Regions from separate parts of the Homo sapiens genome. Here region 2 is linked to region 1. A link is a loop called in an ENCODE intact Hi-C map of the cell type or tissue named here. Cell type or tissue: pancreas. All regions are shown on one strand. Links, peaks and the distances in the headings refer to the core of each region. The heading gives the core; the rest is flanking DNA. Region 1 holds the start of CILP2 (cartilage intermediate layer protein 2). Region 2 holds the start of LOC124904665 (a long non-coding RNA gene).

Region 1 (9,634 bases), core at 1-8,000:
GGGTGGCAAGCAAGGGGGACATGGTGTGCAGTGGCCCTGGGCCACCCTGACCCTGCCTGCCTTCCCCAGGTGCAGCTCATTAACGAAGCCTATGGGCTGGTGGTGGATGCCGTACTGGGCCCCGGCGTGGAGCCGGGCGAGGTCGGGGGCCCCTGCACCCGCGCGCTGGCCACGCTCAAGCTGCTGTCCATCCCCCTCGTGAGCCTGGACATCCCCTCAGGCATGCCAGGCAGAGGGGGGCACATTGGGGCCTGGGGGGCTTGGGTGGAGGCCCCTGTGCCCCAGCTCCTGGTCGCCCCTGCCTGTCTGAACCTCAATCTCCCCAGCTTGGATGGACCCACACTTGGCTGAGGCTAAGGGTCACACCCATCCCTCTGATGGGGAAGATCGAGGCTGCCACCCCAGGTGACCCCAGGTCTCCTCTTTCCTCCACCCCAGTGCCCAGCCCACATGCCCTCTGCCCACCCCTGGCCCAGTTGCCTGGGCAGACGTGAGCTCACTCGGCAAAGGCCGCGCCCGCCCTGGCTGCCGCCCCATGCCTGTTGGAACCATTAGGCGACAGGCAGACGGAACAAACAGCCGCTGGCCAGCCGGACCCTCCGTGGGGGTGGCTGGACTCCGGGGGATGTCCCCTGGCTCTCGGGATCCCAGGGACATCCCAGCAGGTGCCACAGAGCAGGGGCACCAAGGGAGGCGGCGTGCTGTCTGATCTGAGTAGGGAGGCTGCAGGCTCAGCCTAGGACAGAGAGGGTGGCTCTGTCAGGTCAGAGGGGATGGTTAGGAACCTCTAGTCTGAGGGTGGTGGCTAGGGTCAGAGAAGGATTAAAGTCTGAGGGAGGATCCAGTGTCTTCTGGTGAGTGGCCCCAGAATCAAGTCAGAGATAGGAGAGAAGGCAAGGCTCCTAGGCTGAAAGTGGAGGCTCATTCAAGAGGTGACGGAGGCTGGGTGCAGGGGTCACACCTGTAATCCCAGCACTTTGGGAGGTCGAGGTGGGCGGGTCACCTGATGTCAGGAGTTCCAGACCAGCCTGGCCAACATGGCGAAACCCAGTCTCTACAAAATACAAACATTTGCTGGGTGTAGTGGTGCACGCCTGTAGTCCTAGTTACTTGGGAGGCTGAGGCAGGAGAATCGCTTGAACCCGGGAGGCAGAGGTTGCTGTGAGCTGAGATCGTGCCACTGCACTCCAGCCTGGGCAATAGAGAGAGACTGTATCTTAAAAACAAACAGGCTGGGCGCAATGGCTCACACCCATAATCCTAGCACTTTGGGAGGCCGAGGTGGGCAGATCACAAGGTCAGGAGTTCGAGACCAGCCTGGCCAATATGGTGAAACTCCATCTCTACTAAATATACAAAAATTAGCCAGGCATGGTGGCGTGTGCCTGTAGTCCCAGCTACTCGGGAGGCTGAGACAGGAGAATTGCTTGAACCCGTGTGGCAGAGGTTGCAGTGAGCCGAGATTGCACCATTGCACTCCAGCCTGGGTGACTGAAGACAGAGGCTGGGTCAGATGGAGGAGGGCGATTGAATAGTAGGATAGGAGCAGAAGCAGAAAGTCTGAGTGCAGAAGCTCTGGTCTGATTGGGAGGGAAACACCTCCAAGGACTGGGAGAGACTTGTCTGAGGGCGGAGGCAGAGTTCTAGGGGGCGACAAGTCTCACCAGGACCCATGTGCCAGAGAGAAAAGGCTGGGTCTGATGGGGGAGGGGAAGTGGGGGTGGGGCAGCAGGACTCTGGTCTGAGGGCAGAGGCTCAGTGTTGGAGGGGAGAGGAGAGGAGGCAGGGACAGGATGGACTCTAGGCTGAGGGCAGGCCACCCTCCCAGTTCCCAATCCCCCCGGACCCTCCTCCCTCAGGCTGGGACGCAGAGACCGGCAGCGATTCGGAGGACGGGCTGCGGCCTGACGTGCTGGTGTCTCTCGCGGCGCCCAAGCGCTGCGCTGGCCGCTTCTCCGGGCGCCACCACTTCGTGGCCGGCAGGTTCGTGCCCGATGACGTGCGCCGCAAGTTCGCTCTGCGCCTGCCGGGATACACGGGCACCGACTGCGTCGCGGCACTGTGACCGCCACCCGCGGCCACACCGCAGGGACCCTCGCCAATAAACAGCCCTCCCACCACCGCCGCCTCGCCTCCGCCTCCTTTGTGCACCGGGCCCGCTGCGGGGGTGGGCACACTCGAAGAGGGACTTCACACGGTCCCTGGGTGATCCAAGGCGGGGAGCATGAGAAGGGCGGTGGAGTGGGACTTCCCGCTGGCCTAGAAAACTTCAGCTAGGGCTGGGGGCGGTGGCTCCTGCCTGTAATCTCAGCACTTTGGGAGGCTGAGGCTGGAGGATCGCTTAAGGCCAGGAGTTTGGGACCAGCCTGGGCAACATAGCAAGATCCCGACTCTACAAATTAAAAGAAAAAGAAGAAAGAAAACTCGAGCCAGAAGAATGGAGGGTAGATTCAGGGTGGGACTCCCAGACTGTTTGGGGTGGCCTAAAGCCTATAGGATCGAAGTGAGACGCGAGACAGGACTTCCAGCCACCTAAAGCGGGTCCGAGCAGCTTGAGGCTGGATTCCAAGTGACACTTCCCTCAGGCAGCTTGGGATGCAGCTTGGAGGACTGAGTGGGCTCGGGGAGGGAGTTCCAGCAGGCCACGGGGAACCCAGGACAGCCTGAGGACGGAGGCACAGCCAGACGCACCAAGGGGGGCGACCCAGAGGGGTTGCTCGAGCGCCGTCACCCAGGGCCAGGGGGCGTGGCCTGAATGGGGCGTGGCCAGGGCGGGATCTGCGGTCGCATCCCGCCCCCACTCTCAGTCCCAGCGGCCGCCAGACCCGCCGGAGTTGGACCCGAGCACGCCGCGGAGCCCGGACCCTCCCTCGGACGCTCTGCCCCGGCCATGGCGTCGCTGCTGCCACTGCTCTGTCTCTGTGTCGTCGCTGCGCACCTGGCGGGGGCCCGAGGTGAGGCGCCTCCAGCCCCCGCGCCCAGCCCCTGAGGCTCCCGAGGGCCTGGCAGCCGGCCTTGGGTGAAGCCGCACTCGGGGAGAGAACCCAGGGACCCACGCGCTTCCCCGGGGACTGGGTCCCCTTCACCAGTCGGATCCCCGCGACCACCTGGGGCGCGGAGCGGGCCTCATCCATTCTCTTCCTTGGCTAAGCCGGGAGTGTGGATAAGAACCTAGGGTTCCTCCCGGGGTTTGGACTCTGAATCACCGGCCAGGTCTCCCACCCTGGACCGAAGGGGTCGGAACTGGCCCCTCCCACCTAACTCCCACACACGCACTCACTCCAACCGCTGGAGAAAGAAATGCCCATCCCTGGAACACTCAATGGGGCGGGGGACGGGCCCACTTCTCAAGTGAGGAGACTGAGGCACCCAGAAGGAAGGGGCTTGTCTGACCTCATCACTCTGCTGGGAGTATCTTGGACAGCTCCTATCTTGGAGAAGCCAGTCTAGATTCCAAGGACTTCCCGGCAGCTCGGACTGTAGTACAGGGATGGAAGACAGACTAAGGGAGGGGCTTCCAGCAGGCCAAGTGGATGAGGGGGAGCCCAGCCTGAGGGCAGAGGCACAGCCAGCTGAACTTGATTGATCTCGCGGCAGCTGAACATAGTGGGAGGGAGACTCTAGCCTAGGGGAACTGGGTGGTACTTGCACTTCCCCAGCCGGGGGGTTAGGGCTAGGTCAGAGAGAGGTACCTGGCTTTGGGGGCCTGGTGGTGGTCATGGGCAGCGCGCTGGAGGAGAGTGTATGGCAGCCCTTGGGGCTAGAGCTGGGTTCTGGCCTCTCAGAGCCTCAATTTTCCCTCCTGTTAAAATGGGGATCATGGGCCAAGCACGGTGGCTCACGCCTGTAATCCCAGCACTTTGGGAGGCCGAGGCGGGCGGACTACCTGAGGTCAGGAGTTTGAGACCAACCTGGCCAACATGGTGAAACCCCGTCTCTACTAAAAATATAAAAATTAGCTAGGCCTGGTGGAGCGTGCCTGTAATCCCAGCTACTCAGGAGGCTGAGGTGTGAGAATCACTTGAACCCAGGAGGCAGAGGCTGCAGTGAGCCGAGATCGTGCCACTGCACTCCAGCCTGGGTGACAGAGGGAGATTCCGTCTCAAAAAAAAAAAAAAAAAGGGGGGGGATGATCGTGGCTGCACCTTGCCTAAAAGGAGGCTCCCAGCGGTCCCCATCAGTAGCAGCGTGCTTCCTTCTCCCCACTCCTCACCCACAGACGCCACCCCCACCGAGGAGCCAATGGCGACTGCACTGGGCCTGGAAAGACGGTCCGTGTACACCGGCCAGCCCTCACCAGCCCTGGAGGACTGGGAAGGTGAGTTAGCCTGCCTCGGAGTCCCGTCTCTGCTGCGGGCTTGTTGGGGGTGGGGCTTGGGCTACTGGGGTCGTGTGAGGAGAGGGCACACACTAGACGAAGGGCCCGGCGCCGTCCTGGTCCCCGGACATGACAGCCCCTGGAGGTGATGCCCCAAGTTCAAGATCTAAGTGAGAGGCCGGTCAGACAGAGGCAAGAGCTCAGCGCACCGGGATGGACCAGGTCAGGCCCTGGGCGGCAGAACTGGGGTCGCGGGGAACCCAGTCTGCCCTGCACCTGTTTCAGGCCGCTGGCTCGGGTCGTGGGCGCGCTCGGCTAGCCGGTGCCCACCGGGGGAGGGGGCTGAGACAGCAAGTAAGGCCTTTGCACGCATGCATGGGGGCCTACAGGCCGCCGCCCTGGTCCCAGCGCGTGCGGTGCCCGCAGAGGCCAGCGAGTGGACGTCCTGGTTCAACGTGGACCACCCCGGAGGCGACGGCGACTTCGAGAGCCTGGCTGCCATCCGCTTCTACTACGGGCCAGCGCGCGTGTGCCCGCGACCGCTGGCGCTGGAAGCGCGCACCACGGACTGGGCCCTGCCGTCCGCCGTCGGCGAGCGCGTGCACTTGAACCCCACGCGCGGCTTCTGGTGCCTCAACCGCGAGCAACCGCGTGGCCGCCGCTGCTCCAACTACCACGTGCGCTTCCGCTGCCCACTAGGTGAGGGCGGGGCTGGATGACGGGGGCGGGGCTTTGAATGGGCGGGGCTGGCGAACGCCGGGAAGAGTCGTGGTGGGTGGGGCTGGGAGGGGCAGGACCGTGTGGGTGTGGGCGTGGCTGGGAAGAGCCGGGGGACCCTTAGGCGTAGGACGACGTCAGGGGGCGGGGCCAGGCAGGGCGGGGCTTTTGAAGAGAGGCGCTGGGAACAGCGCGGGGCCCAAGTGCACCGTCAGGAGGCCCAGCGGGTCAGGACCCATGTCCGGCCCCCTGGAACGCATCTCCCTCCCGCTGCCCTCATTTGAGCATCTGTAAGAGCTCAGTTCTGTGGAGTGTCTTGAGCCCAAATGCGTGCAGGATGCAGGGAGAAAAGCAGGACTGATCCCCGGGACCTTATGCGGGGGTGGGGAGGTGGGTCGGTACCTAAACTATGTCTTCGACAGGCGCGCCTAGGGGAGCATGGGTGGGGGCGATGGCAGATCTGCTCTCTGGAGTGTCCGCCCTTGGATGCACATATGTGAGGGGGTTGGGGAAGAAGGGTCCTTTAGTCCCAGGTTACCCGGAGGCGCAGTTCCTGGGGAGGGCGGCCACCTGATCTCCGTCCCTGCCTTCCGCAGAAGCCTCGTGGGGCGCGTGGGGCCCGTGGGGTCCCTGCTCGGGGAGCTGTGGGCCAGGCCGTCGCTTGCGCCGCCGCCACTGCCCAAGCCCCGCTGGGGATGCGTGTCCCGGGCGTCCTCTGGAGGCGCAGAAGTGCGTGCGGCCTCGGTGTCCAGGTAGGAGGGGCGGGGTCTGGAGGCTGGGACCTGTACAGAGGGGAGGAAGGGGAGGTTAGGGGCTGAGCCTGGGAGAGAGGGTGGAGTTAGAGGCGGTGCCTGGATGTAGAGAGGCAGTGCTTCTCCTGAGCGATGCCTAGAGGGGAGGAGCTAGTTGGGGGCGGGGCCTCGTGGACGGGGCTGTGAAGGGCGGGGCCTGGTGCGGGGGCGGAGCCTGGAGGACCCAAACTCTGGAGCCAGGTGGAGACCAGCCCTTCCTTCCCTCCTGGGCCCAAGGAGCACTGGTAACTATGCACATCTGGACAGGTGGATGCCAGGGGGCTCTTGTGCAGGCAGACATGGGCAGATAGGAGGGGGTGCTTCCCCTGTGTGCATTCCAGACTGTACAGATGTCTTCGTGGGGAAACAGAATTCAGTTCATGCACTCAGGGTGCACACGTGCATGGCATTTGCAGCCCCCACCCCGGTCCCCCACGCCCACACAGACACCCGCTCACAGCCTGGCAGACATGATGCCTAGGCCCTCCCAGGGCCAGACACCGGGCAAGCCAGGAGGAGACTGGAAATTCCGCTAGCGCCTGGGCTCCACAAACACGGCCTGGAGGCTGCTCCGGGGAGCCCGTCACAGGGTGGGGGCACATGGTGGCCAATGGGGCGTTGGGGTCCCCACCCCATCGCGCCTGGCTCTGCTCTCCCGGTGCCTGTGCCCTGAAGTTTCCAGTGGAATTTTCCATTTTATGGAGAAACCGCAGGATTGGGAAGGGGGGCAGTTGTTCTCAGCCCAAGATCCAGCCCCTTACTGGGCCCCCAGCCCCTGTCCAGACATTTTCTCTTCTGCTGGAAAGGGCAGTGCCATATTTTGAGACTTACCTCTCCTGTCCCCTCCTATAGGACCTCTTCCCTACGTCTCTGGATCCCAGTTCCTATGCCCTGGCCCAGTCCTGACCACTTAGCCCATCTCCCCTTCACACTAGGGACTGCTCCAAGCAGGGCCATGCTGAGGCCTCTGAGAGGCACCTTATGGGGGGGCCCCAGGCATATTTGTTGAGTGACTGATTGAATGGAAAGCCCTCCTCAGGAGGGAGTGTGAAGGTTTCTCTGTCCTGCTTCCTCTCCATATCCCCCCAGGGTGCAGCCTTGACACCTGTGAATGCCCGGACCACATCCTCCTGGGCTCGGTGGTCACCCCATCTGGGCAACCACTGCTAGGAGCCAGGGTCTCCCTGCGAGACCAGCCTGGCACTGTGGCCACCAGCGATGCTCACGGAACCTTCCGGGTGCCTGGTGTCTGTGCTGACAGCCGCGCCAACATCAGGGCCCAGATGGATGGCTTCTCTGCAGGGGAGGCCCAGGCCCAGGCCAACGGATCCATCTCTGTGGTCACCATCATCCTTGATAAGTTGGGTAAGCACCCTTGCAACATGGGGCATGAAGGGGCTGAGGATCTGGGGAGGAAGTTCTAGCACTCGATCAAGAGAGGAAGAAATGAGATGTGACACAGTCATTGGCGAAGGCACAGAGTGAGTCGGCATTTCTGGGAGAAAGGAGAGGATGGGGACGTTGCTCCTAGGAAGGGTGGGTGGGAGAAGCTCTGATCTTTACCACCTTTGACCCCAGAGAAGCCGTACCTGGTGAAACACCCTGAGTCCCGAGTGCGAGAGGCTGGCCAGAATGTGACTTTCTGCTGCAAAGCCTCCGGGACCCCCATGCCCAAGAAATACTCCTGGTGAGCGCCCGCCCCGGGCTCAGGGGCATCTTCTGTGGCTTTGGGGTTAGATTCAATTTCATGTTGTTATGTGGTTTCCCATCTGGAGAGTGGGGAAAGCGTTAACGGGGAATGAATTGGGTGGGAGAGGGACTACCAAGGAGGCTGAATGGGGCCAGTCTTGCTGGGGAGGAGGCTGACTTTGGCAAAGCCTCTCTGCAGCTCCCCAGCCTGCAGACTGGGGGCAACACAGCCCCTCCCACTGAGTCCTATGGTGTCGCTCACCTGCCATCCAGGTTCCACAATGGGACCCTGCTGGACAGGCGAGCTCATGGGTACGGGGCCCACCTGGAGCTGCGGGGACTGCGCCCAGACCAGGCTGGCATCTACCACTGCAAGGCATGGAATGAGGCGGGTGCCGTGCGCTCGGGCACTGCCCGGCTCACTGTACTTGGTGAGTGTCCTTGGCCACAGCCCCGAGCAAGCCTTCACCCAAACGGAACCCGGACTGTAGCTAAGCTCAACCCCAAATGGAGCCCCCACTTCAGACTGATCCAATCCTAGGCCTCCACTGAGCCCCCATACCACTCTGAGCACCAACCTTCAGTCCTTACCCTGGGCAGACCCCTGTCCCTTAGGTGGAGTCCTTGACTGCAGACAGAGTCCCCAGCCTTGGCCTCCATGAAGTCCTCCTCCCTGCCCTGACCTGCATGTTTTCTTTGTCCCCAGCCCCAGGCCAGCCAGCCTGCGACCCCCGGCCCCGAGAGTACCTGATCAAGCTCCCTGAGGACTGTGGTCAGCCAGGTAGTGGCCCTGCCTACCTGGATGTGGGCCTCTGTCCCGACACCCGCTGCCCCAGCCTGGCAGGCTCCAGCCCCCGCTGCGGGGACGCCAGCTCCCGCTGCTGCTCTGTGCGCCGTCTGGAGAGAAGGGAGATTCACTGCCCTGGCTACGTCCTCCCAGTGAAGGTGGTGGCAGAGTGTGGCTGCCAGAAGTGTCTGCCCCCTCGGGGGCTGGTCCGGGGCCGTGTTGTGGCTGCTGACTCCGGGGAGCCGCTACGCTTCGCCAGGATTCTGCTGGGCCAGGAGCCCATCGGCTTCACCGCCTACCAGGGCGACTTTACCATTGAGGTGCCGCCCTCCACCCAGCGGCTGGTGGTGACTTTTGTGGACCCCAGCGGTGAGTTCATGGACGCTGTCCGGGTCTTGCCTTTTGATCCTCGAGGTGCCGGCGTGTACCACGAGGTCAAGGCCATGCGGAAGAAAGCCCCGGTCATTTTACATACCAGCCAGAGCAACACGATCCCCCTGGGCGAGCTGGAAGATGAGGCGCCCCTGGGCGAGCTGGTCCTGCCTTCTGGCGCTTTCCGCAGAGCCGACGGCAAACCCTACTCGGGGCCTGTGGAGGCCCGGGTGACGTTCGTGGACCCCCGAGACCTCACCTCGGCGGCGTCTGCCCCCAGTGACCTGCGCTTCGTGGACAGCGACGGCGAGCTGGCTCCACTGCGCACCTACGGCATGTTCTCCGTGGACCTCCGTGCGCCCGGCTCCGCGGAGCAGCTGCAGGTGGGGCCGGTGGCCGTGCGGGTGGCCGCCAGCCAGATCCACATGCCAGGCCACGTGGAGGCCCTCAAGCTGTGGTCGCTGAACCCCGAGACCGGCTTGTGGGAGGAGGAGAGCGGCTTCCGGCGCGAGGGGTCCTCGGGCCCCCGGGTGCGCCGGGAGGAGCGCGTCTTCCTGGTGGGCAACGTGGAGATCCGGGAGCGGCGCCTGTTCAATCTGGACGTGCCTGAGCGCCGCCGCTGCTTCGTGAAGGTGCGCGCCTACGCCAACGACAAGTTCACCCCCAGCGAGCAGGTGGAGGGCGTGGTGGTCACGCTGGTCAATCTGGAGCCCGCCCCCGGCTTCTCCGCCAACCCCCGTGCCTGGGGCCGCTTTGACAGCGCGGTCACCGGCCCCAATGGCGCCTGCCTCCCCGCCTTCTGCGACGCCGACAGGCCAGACGCCTACACCGCCCTGGTCACCGCCACCCTGGGCGGCGAGGAGCTGGAGCCGGCCCCTTCCTTGCCCCGCCCACTCCCGGCCACCGTGGGCGTCACCCAGCCCTACCTGGACAGGCTGGGGTACCGTCGGACGGACCACG
Region 2 (9,634 bases), core at 961-8,960, 400 kb after region 1:
AAGTCTGTGGGACATAGGACAGAAACGTTTTCCAGAGACCCTTGACTATCATAAGAATTTTAAGAAGTAGTTAAACCAAACTCCTTAGGGAGGAAAAACACAAGTAGAGAAGTAAAGGTTTGTGAGTACTAAACGCATGGCAGTCCAGGAGGCAGAGTGGACACAGCTCTTCATCTGACACATGTTTACCTGAAGAAAAGCCATTTTTTTCTTTCTCCTCCTCCTCTGGAATTCCTTCTCAGATGAGATTCTCTGGACAAGTTACACCTGCATATGGAGAATATGCCTTTAAAGGTGTCAGTACCACATTTACCTGCTAGTATGACATCAACTGGCAGAAAAAGAAAAATTCACTTACTGCTGTCTTTTAAACAGAATAGATTCAGGAATAATGAGCTGCTCCATGAAGACAAAAATATAAGCTTCTCCTTTCCTGTCCTCAGGTGCCCTCCCCTGCCAGAGACTCCAGCAATTTCTGCTACAGTAATGGAAATATGCACCACACTGACCTGTCCCTACCAAACCCAAACAGAACAGGCCCTGTGACCACCCTTTAGTGCAAAGGTGGAACTTAACTCTCGAAAATGTATTTTGAAGCCTTCATACTTGATTCTGGCCTCACCTTAGAGTCACATGAGGCCCTTCATTAAAACAACATGGATCCTTCCACCCAGAACAATAAACAGAAGCTGTGGGGAGGGCACAAGTATAAATCACTTGGTAATTTTGGTCCCACATTATGTAAGGTGATTCTGCAGGTTTGAAAAGGGTTTATGAAAGAGTGTTTTAAACAAGTCTCCTGTCAATGCTGATGTTGCTCCCCCTTGGCTCATTATTAGCATTAGAGAAAGCAGGCAGAGCACAGGGTCCCTTACACTTAACACCCTTCTCACAACCAAATACTTGTCGTGCAAATAAGGACAACCCATCTCCATCCTAAAGTTTTATATTCTTTGCTGGCTCTTTAAGTTTATAGAGGAAACAGAAGGCAGCAATGTTTGAATAAGTCTGGGTTTAAAAAACAACATGTACACATGTACTACTGCAATGTTTATTAAGCAAGTACTATGTGCTCAAGAGTATGATACAGAGCACTGTGCTGGGCATAACACATTATGTGATTTAATTCTCATAATACCCTGGGAGCTAGTACTAAGGGTTTAGGAATTTTCAGGATTTAGATAAAGGGCCCAGCATTTTTATTCTTCTGTTTCTCTGTCATCAAATTTTTTAAAAAGTTGTAAGAAATAAAAGCTAAATATAGACAGATAGAAAAGATATAGAAAGGATGAGTTTAATGCAGTTTAGAGAAAATTTTATTCTGTTTATGTTTACTTTTTTGTTACTTGGGGAGCAATTACTGGATCTGCAGGAATAGAAAACAAGTTGCTAAATAGAATGTCTCTGCAAGCACTGGTTTTAATAGAAAACTTAAAAGCTAAGACTCTATAATACATACTTTATTTTTCCCATTCATCTGCTTTTGGGTTTCAGGAAATTGTGAGCACCAGCTCTAGAAAGGCAGCAGGATTCACCAGCCAAAACTCTTGATCTCTACTAATCAGTTCTGAGAGCAAGACTCCAGGGTATGGTCAGACCTAAATAAGGCCTTCAAAAAGAATATATGTAAACAAGTCTGGGGCAGTGTGAGGACCCTATGTAGAATTCTGTTCTCTATGTCACTGGGGTACTACCAGATTTGTTTCTTCTAAATGTCCTAAAAGAAACTTAAATCCAACAGTTTCTGTAATTTAAATATTTTCTAGCCACTGCCCTGTCAACTTTATACTATATACTAATATGCAATTTAAACAAACCCCTTAAGGTTTTCTAGGGTAATTTTATTGGAAAATAAATATCGTACACTTAACAAGTGAAAGAAATAGAAATTATACAGCCGGATGTGGTGGCTCACGCCCATAATCCCAGCACTTTGGGAGGCTGAGGCAGGTGGATCACGAGGTCAGGAGTACAGGACCAGCCTGATGAGATGGTGAAACCTCGTCTCTACTAAAAGTACAAAAATTTGCCAGGTGCAGTGGCATGTGCCAGTAATCCCAGCTACTCGGGAGGCTGTGTCAGGAGAATCACTTGAACCTGGACAGCAGAGGTTGCAGTGAGCTGAGATCATGCCACTGAACTCCAGCCTGGGACACAGAGTGAGACTCCATCTGGACATCCTCAAATGCCTCAAAGACACCTAGGTGATTGTGAGAGATTCCCAGTGATCTGGGGCTGATGGCCCAATAATAAGCCAGGCTGGAGACTTAGGCTGATTCTACATAGAAAATGGAAGTGCCCTAGTGGAGCTCCTGAACCTGGATCACCTGTTCTGATTTTCTAGCTCTTGAAAGAAAGAACAAAAATACTCTACTCCAGTATCACATTTTACAGGTAAATGTAGTTGTGGTCATGGCTCTGGATACTTTGGGGCCTTGATCTCTTACTCCTAAGATGCTTATTTACACTGACAGATTCTGCCCTCAGATTCTATTTCCTTCTGGAGCCTCTCACATAACTGTAGCAGGTCAATGAACAAGATGTGAAAAATCTCAAAGAGCCACACTCCCAAATGGAGGCTATGTCTATGTTTACATTTCACAACGCAGAAAATATCTTTTGTTTGTTTCTGTACATTCTCAATCAAAAGTCCGGCCCTGTTTTGTAAATCCAAGGCAGAGGCCAGACCTTATTGGCAGATTCTAGGCAGGATCCACCTGGATTTGCATCCTTTGGTGTTACAGAAAGTGAAGCACAATCAAAGGAGAGATCCCCTCATAGAGTCTGCTCTAGCACATTCTAAATGATAAATCTACATGAAAAAAAGAGAAAAAGCTGACACAACATGAATATAAGTAGACACTTTATTTTGGTCAAACTTAAGAATTATAACCTGGGAGCAAAGATTCAAGTTGCCTGGAATCTACAGTTTGATTAGCAGCAGTTACAAGAGGATTTGTAATGACAACAAGAGAGGGACAGAGAGTGGGCTGATACAAAGTTGATTGTTAGAAATTTTTATTTATTTACAGAAATAACTGATTATTGATGAGATATATATTGTATATATATGGTTATGGTTTAGGGTACGGGATATAGTGTCCAATGTGGCATTATTAGTTTATAGCTACTTGGGGCAATAGTGTACAGTTTCAAGAGATGAATACATATTTCAAATGGGGAAGACAGGCGTAACTACACTTGCATTTTAATGTCTCTCTGAGTTTGATAACCAAAGGACTTGCATTTTCCAGATAAAAGTTTTTTATTTCCCAAATCTCAAGACCTGGATTCAAAATTTGGAGCTGCAGATTTAGAACCTGAACGGCTGGAGTAGCAGCGGGTGTTAACTGCAGATTTGTGAGCATTTCAGCAAGAGGAGGAAGGGGAAAGTGGAGATTCTGTCTACATGTCTACTCAATGCACACATGTTACTCTGATTGGGTTTTTGGGCCCCGTGGTGTCTGAATCAGTTTCAGGTATGAAGATACAATGATTGATTGGTGCCCCGTGGAGTTTGTAGAAATCTGGACCTAACCTCTCTAGAAGTGACTGTAGAGGATTATAGATACCATATAGGCAGAGACACAATTCTGCCTGCATATTTAGGGGACAGTGTGCACTTTGTAGCACAGGTGTGAGTTGACTGGAAGTCTGAGAGGGAAAGTCCCCTCTAGAGTAAATTCTGGTTTTCACCTTATGTGTTTATATCATGTCTGCTAATTCTAGACCATGCTTGGAAACAATAATTAAAAGAAAAATTTTCTCCAGCCTCAGAGAAACTCCACAATAATAAGATAGAAAGAAAACATTTTATTACACAATTGAACTTGAATGTGACATGCATCATAGTCAATCTGCTTAAGAGACTGCAAAGACAGAAGGATGGTCACCAAAATTAGTCCACAAGTAGAAGAATTTCCAGCACCATGTCATACATAATTCATCCTAAATTCATCTGGAGATTGAAGAGGCCATCTGTGTATGCTAATTGCTTATATTCAATGACAAATAAACTTTTCCCATCTTCATAGCAGGAGGTAGCTTAGCAGCTTGAAGCCAGGTGCCTGCTGAAGGTAAGATTTCACTCTGCTACAAAAATGGTTGAATAGGGTTCTATCTTGATTTGGCTATTTACATTTTAGAGCAGTGTCTCTGCACTCCCTGGCACTGGGCTACAGCACTCCTGCTTGCTTTCTCCTGGTTACTAGTGTCCTCTGTTGACTTCTACAATTTGCTACTGAGGCACAGCCCAGAGCACAGCTCACATTTTATGTGAACCCCATTTGCCACAGCAGCACTCTAGTGTCACATCAGAGAGTGAGGCCTGAGCTGCAGGAGGAGAGCCTGCAGGCCTCATGGGTAGATTTACACCTTCACAATAATGGGAATGTAAGCAGTGTTTCAGCCCCAGTTTCTATTTATAATGGTGAAATGGAAAAAATACTACCGAATTCCCAGGATGAGTCCAGATACCCTTACCCTGAATACTCTGCAGCTGCATTCCTAAGCCCTTATCTAGGTGCCACAGTAGAATTTGCAGTCATGGTACAGCATGCAAACCCTAATTACAGCCATATGGGCAGCATGGGGGAGGTCATAGGAAATATGAACAAACCTTAATTACACATTCCTGTGAACTCCTGTTTTTCAGCTAGCTGCCGCCATAAATGTCACATGATGAGGTGTTGCAAGTTCATGGTAAACTGATAAACTGCCTTTGTGCCTGTTCCTAACTGATAAACTATCTAGCGGCAAAGTTAACTCCCTTAAGCCCCTCTCATCTCACATAAACCCCTCACTTTGTAAGCTCAGGGCTACCTCTTCTGATTGCTGTGGACCAGCCCGGTAGGTTAATAAACTTACTTGCCTGACTTTGGGTCTACTTGTCCTTTCTCTCGGCCAACCTTACATTTTGGTGTCAAAACCTGGGAAGAGGTAGACTCTGGCCGGGCGTCCCTAGAGGACTTTCTGTCACTCTCTCTCTCACACTCTCCCTCCTCCCAGGCTTGCTGGTCATTGTGCGCTGGAGCCTAGGTGCCTTTCCCCCTCTCCTGCCACCCCCTGCTAGCCACCCTCCCCTTCCCAAACCTGCTGAAGGCCCAAAGGATCTCCTAGACTCTCCCATTGTTGGTGACTTCATTCACCTTCAGAGCCTCCAAAGGGGTAAGAGAGAGAGTCTTGCCATTTACCCGGAACCCTTGACTGTCTCTGCATTCCCAAAAGACCCAGCGCTGAGCCAAGGGCTTTCTTCAGCCTCCAGTCCTCTGGTTTCTCCATTTCAGGAGGCAGCTACCTCCTACATTCCGGACAGGGCTTGTGGGACAGGGGACGCCCTCACCTGCCATCCTTGTCAACTGGCAGTCTCTTCTTCCTCTACCCCCCTCCTCTATTTACCATGGGAGCTTCTCATTCTACCCCTCCTAAAACCACCCCCCTTGGGTATCTTTTGCACAACCTCAATGCTCTCAGCCTCCATTCAAGGGTCCATCCTAAGAGGCTTATTTTCTACCGTAATACTGCCTGGCCTCAATACAAATTGGACAATGGCTCCCAATCACCCGAAAATGGCACTTTTGATTTCAACATGCTTACAGACTTAGACAACTTTTGCCACCGCAATGGGAAATGGTCTGAGATTCCTTATGTTCAGGCTTTCTTCACTCTCCATAGCCACCCTTCTCTCTGCCAGTCCTGTTCTACTTTCCAAATCCTCCTTGCCTGCTCTAAACCTGATTTGCCTCCTACCACCCTCCCTACGACCCCAGCCGACGACTCATCCCCTACTACCCTCCCCATCGCCCCAGCTGATGACTCCTCTTCCTTTGACCCCACCAATTTTCCCCCTCCCCGTCAACATCATGATCCTCTGCCAGAGCATCATGATCCTCCTCCGTATGCCCCCGCTCTGGCTCTACTTCTTTCTCCCCCTCTCTCCAACAACCCTCCTTCTGACTCTGAGTCCTCCCCATCACCACCCCTTACCCACTCTCAGGCCAAGCAGCCAGTTCCCTTGTTGCCCCTTTGGGAAGCAGCAGGGGCCAAAGGGATCGTCTGTGTCCACATCCCCTTCTCCCTTTCCGATCTCTTCCAAGTTGAAAAATGTCTCGGATTTTTCTCCTCCGATCCTGATACCTATATCAAAGAATGTACGTATCTTACTCAGTCTTATGAACTCACTTGGCATGATCTCTATATTATCCTGTCTTTTACCCTCCTTCTGGAAAAGAAGGAAAGAGTGTGGCTCGCAGCCCCGACGCGTGCTGATGATCTCCATCAGCAAGATTTTACCAAGCCCATAGGAGCCGCTGCAGTACCCTGGCAGGAGCCTCCTTGGGAGTACCAACCCACAGACCCCAGCCTGGCATCCCATAATCATATGATTACTTGCCTCATTGCAGGCCTAAACAAGGCTGCCCACGAGGCTGTAAACTTTAAAAAGCTCAAAGAAATCTCCCAAAAGATCAATGAAAACCTTGCCCAATTTTTTTTCCTGTCTTATGGAGGCTCTCCAAAAATATACCCATGTTGATCCTGCCTCCTGAGAAGGTGCTATTGTTCTTCATACCCATTTTATCTTCCAATCTGCCCCCAATATTTGGCACAAACTTAAAAAGGCTGAAGATGGCCCTGAAACCCCCAACAAGACCTCCCTAATCTGGCTTTCAAAGTCTTCAATAACAGGGATGAGCAAAATAAATTAGATAAAGCCTAAAGAGATCTTGCTAAATACCAGCTTCTAGCAGTGGCTATCTGCCAACCTCGCCATAGTACCCAAGGGCACAAAACACCCAATAGCATTAACTCTCCCAGGCCTTTTTTAAAGTGAAGCAAAGAAGGCCACTGGGCATGAGCATGCCCTAATCCATGAATGCCAAAAAGCCCTTGCCCAGTCTGCCAGCAGACAGGCCACTGGAAGTCTGACTGTCCTGTTAACAGGCAGACAGAAAAGCCTGTACTGCAAAACCACCACCCTTTTGGAGAGACAAAAGGTGAAGTATCACTTGCATTCCCACAGCTCCTTAGTCTAGCCACTGAAGACTGACGAGGCCCAGGGCCCCTGGCCCCATCTACCTTCACTGCATCAGAGCCCAGGGTAACTCTACTAGCAGCAGGTAAGCCGATCTCTTTTTTAAATCAATACTGGGGCCACCTACTCAACTATGCCTGAATTCTCAGGACCAACTCATCCCTCCCAGGTCTCAGTTGTAGGGGTTAATGGACTCATCTCGAGTCCACGCACCACCAAGCCTCTTACCTGTTCCCTATTTCATACCGTTTTCTCACACCCTTTTCTTATCATGCCCTGTTACCCTAACCCCATCCTAGGCAGAAACCTCCTAACCAAATTAAAGGCTTCCATTACCTTCCTCTGTTCCCCACAACCAGACTCTCACCTACTCCTTTCTGCTACTGAACCAGCCCTGGGCCCCTCTCCCCAGTATCCACTCTCCTCTTCTCTGGTTAATACAATAGTGTGGGATACTACTACCCCTTCCCTAGCTACACACCACGATCCTATCAAAATCCAGCTAAAAGACGCCTCCAAATTCCCTAACATCTCTCAATATCCCATCTCAGTAGCTCATCAAAAAGGCTTACAGCCCATCATAAACAAACTCCTTTTGCGCAGCCTTCTCAGTCCAACTCATTCTCCATATAATACCCCCATAATTCCTGTTAAGAAGGCAAATGGCTCCTATCAACTAGTCCAAGACCTCTAGGCTATCAATCAGGCAGTCCTTCCCATCCACCCAATAGTTCCCAACCCTTATACACTCCTTTCCCTTATCCCTTCCAACACAACCTACTACACTGCCATTGATCTGAAAGATGCCTTTTTTGCTATTCCCTTTCACCCTGACTCCCGAGATCTTCTTACTTTCACCTGGACTGACCCTGAAACCCTCCAGTCTCAACAACTTACTTGGAAAGTCCTCCCTCAAGGCTTTAGAGATAGTCCCCATTTCTTTGGGCAAGCTCTGGCCCAAGACCTCACATCGCTAAACCTCTCCCCTTGCTGGCTCCTTCAGTATGTGGATGACCTCCTCCTCTGCAGCCCCTCCCTAAAAGACTCTCAAACCCACACTACTGCCCTTCTAAACTTCCTTGCTGATAAAGAATATAGGGTTTCCCCCTCTAAGGCACAACTCTCCACCCCAACAGTAACTTAGGAGTCCAACTCTCCCTCAGAGCCCAAGCCATGACCCCAGCACGGGAGATAGACAGTCTACGTCCACCCTTCTCCAAAAGAGAAATCCTTTCTTTCTTAGAACTAGCAAGATCCCTAATTTTGCCCTCCTAGCCTGCCCTCTTTATGAGGCAGCCAAAGGCCCTCCAAATGAGCCCCTAAATCCTTCACACAACATAATCCCCAGCTTCCTCAAACTAAAGGCAGCTCTTGTAACTGCTTCTGCTCTATCTTTGCCCAACATCTCTCAGCCTTTCACCCTCTACACAGCTGAAAACCATGGAATAGCCCTTGGCGTCCTCGGTCAACAAAAAGGAAGTCCTCCTTCCTTCACTCCTATAGCTTACCTTTCTAAACAACTAAACAACACCATCTGAGGATGGCCAGCCTGCCTCAGAGTCCTAGCAGCAGCCACCATGCTAGCTTTAGAAAGCAAAAAGCTAACATTCAGCCAAGACATCACCATATATAGCCCACATAATCTACAAGATCTTCTCTCCTCCCAAGTACTGAGCACCTTTTCTCCTTCCCACATCCAACTACTCCATGCTCTTTTTCTTGAGAATCCTGAATTCTGCCTCTCCAAAAATGCTCCCCTCAGTCCTGCATCTCTACCTCCAGTGTCTTCCTCTTCTCCCATCCACTCCTGTACTGAAATCCTTGATCACCTGCTGCATCATTTTCCCAATATCTCCCCGGAACCTCTTCTTGATCCTGATGACCAGTTATTTATAGATGGCTCCTCCTCCAAGTCCGTCAATTCCAATAAAATTGCTGGATATGCTTGACAGAGTAGTTAAAGCTAAGCCCCTACCCCCTGGAACCTCCTCCCAAAAGGCAGAACTCATAGCTCTCACTAGGGCCCTAACCCTCTCAAAAGGCAAACGGGTCAACATTTTTACAGACTCTAATTATACCGATCACATTCTTCATTCTCGCACCACCATCTGGCAGAAAAGAGATTCCTTACTGCCAAAGGAACCCCCGTTAAAAACGGCCCCCTTATTTACCAGCTCCTCCAGGCTGCATGCCTCCCAACTTAGGCAGGGGTTATATACTGTCAGGGACGTGAAACAGTATGAGACAAAATATCAAAAAGGGAATAGAAAAGCCAACGAGGCTGCAAAAGAAGCCTCCCTCTCATCAGCCCCTGCCCCTGTCCTCCTTGTTACCCCAGCAATCCAACCCAGGTACTCCCCCACCAAGAAGGCTTTGCTACTACAGCAAGAAGCCTCCTTTCAAGGGGACTGGATAATCAAAAGTCAAAAGCTCATCCTCCCCCAAGAACAAACCAAATAAATTCTAACATCTCTTCACCAATCCTTCCATATCGGTGCACACTTCCTGTACCTACTCCTTTGCCCTTATTTCTCCTCCCCCCACCTATTCATCTCACTAAGACACATAACCTCAAACTGTCATATATGCTCTGTTACTTCCTCC

Evidence for each region. A loop is a pair of places that touch in the nucleus more often than their neighbours do. Peaks named below come from ENCODE experiments on the same cell type or tissue, not always from the same donor. Only the 100,000 strongest peaks of a DNase experiment are listed, where the experiment ranks them.
Region 2: a loop joins it to region 1, with 2.7 times the contacts of the local background. A loop is called at or near these places in 68 of 110 quality-filtered maps.

Annotation. Positions count from the first base shown.
Region 1 is chr19:19,535,460-19,545,093 of GRCh38, forward strand. It overlaps YJEFN3 (YjeF N-terminal domain containing 3), which reads left to right. Exons shown (of 7, transcript NM_198537.4): 6 at 70-220; 7 at 1,860-2,122. The coding sequence ends at 2,065. CILP2 (cartilage intermediate layer protein 2) reads left to right here and starts at 2,806. Exons shown (of 8, transcript NM_153221.2): 1 at 2,806-2,954; 2 at 4,220-4,318; 3 at 4,745-5,017; 4 at 5,632-5,787; 5 at 6,916-7,191; 6 at 7,405-7,513; 7 at 7,789-7,946; 8 at 8,222-9,634. The coding sequence starts at 2,891. RefSeq lists silencers at 2,682-3,051, 5,620-5,889 and enhancers at 4,144-4,806, 5,721-6,015. In pancreas, for the core only: no CTCF peak of the experiment used is centred there; DNase peaks (open chromatin) are centred at 521, 2,172, 2,882, 4,342 and 4 weaker places; H3K4me3 peaks cover 399 bases; H3K27me3 peaks cover 1,430 bases.
Region 2 is chr19:19,939,377-19,949,010 of GRCh38, forward strand. It overlaps LOC124904665 (a long non-coding RNA gene), which reads right to left and starts at 5,757. Exons shown (of 3, transcript XR_007067170.1): 1 at 359-5,757; 2 at 190-286. It also overlaps the pseudogene BNIP3P12. In pancreas, for the core only: no CTCF peak of the experiment used is centred there; no DNase peak of the experiment used is centred there.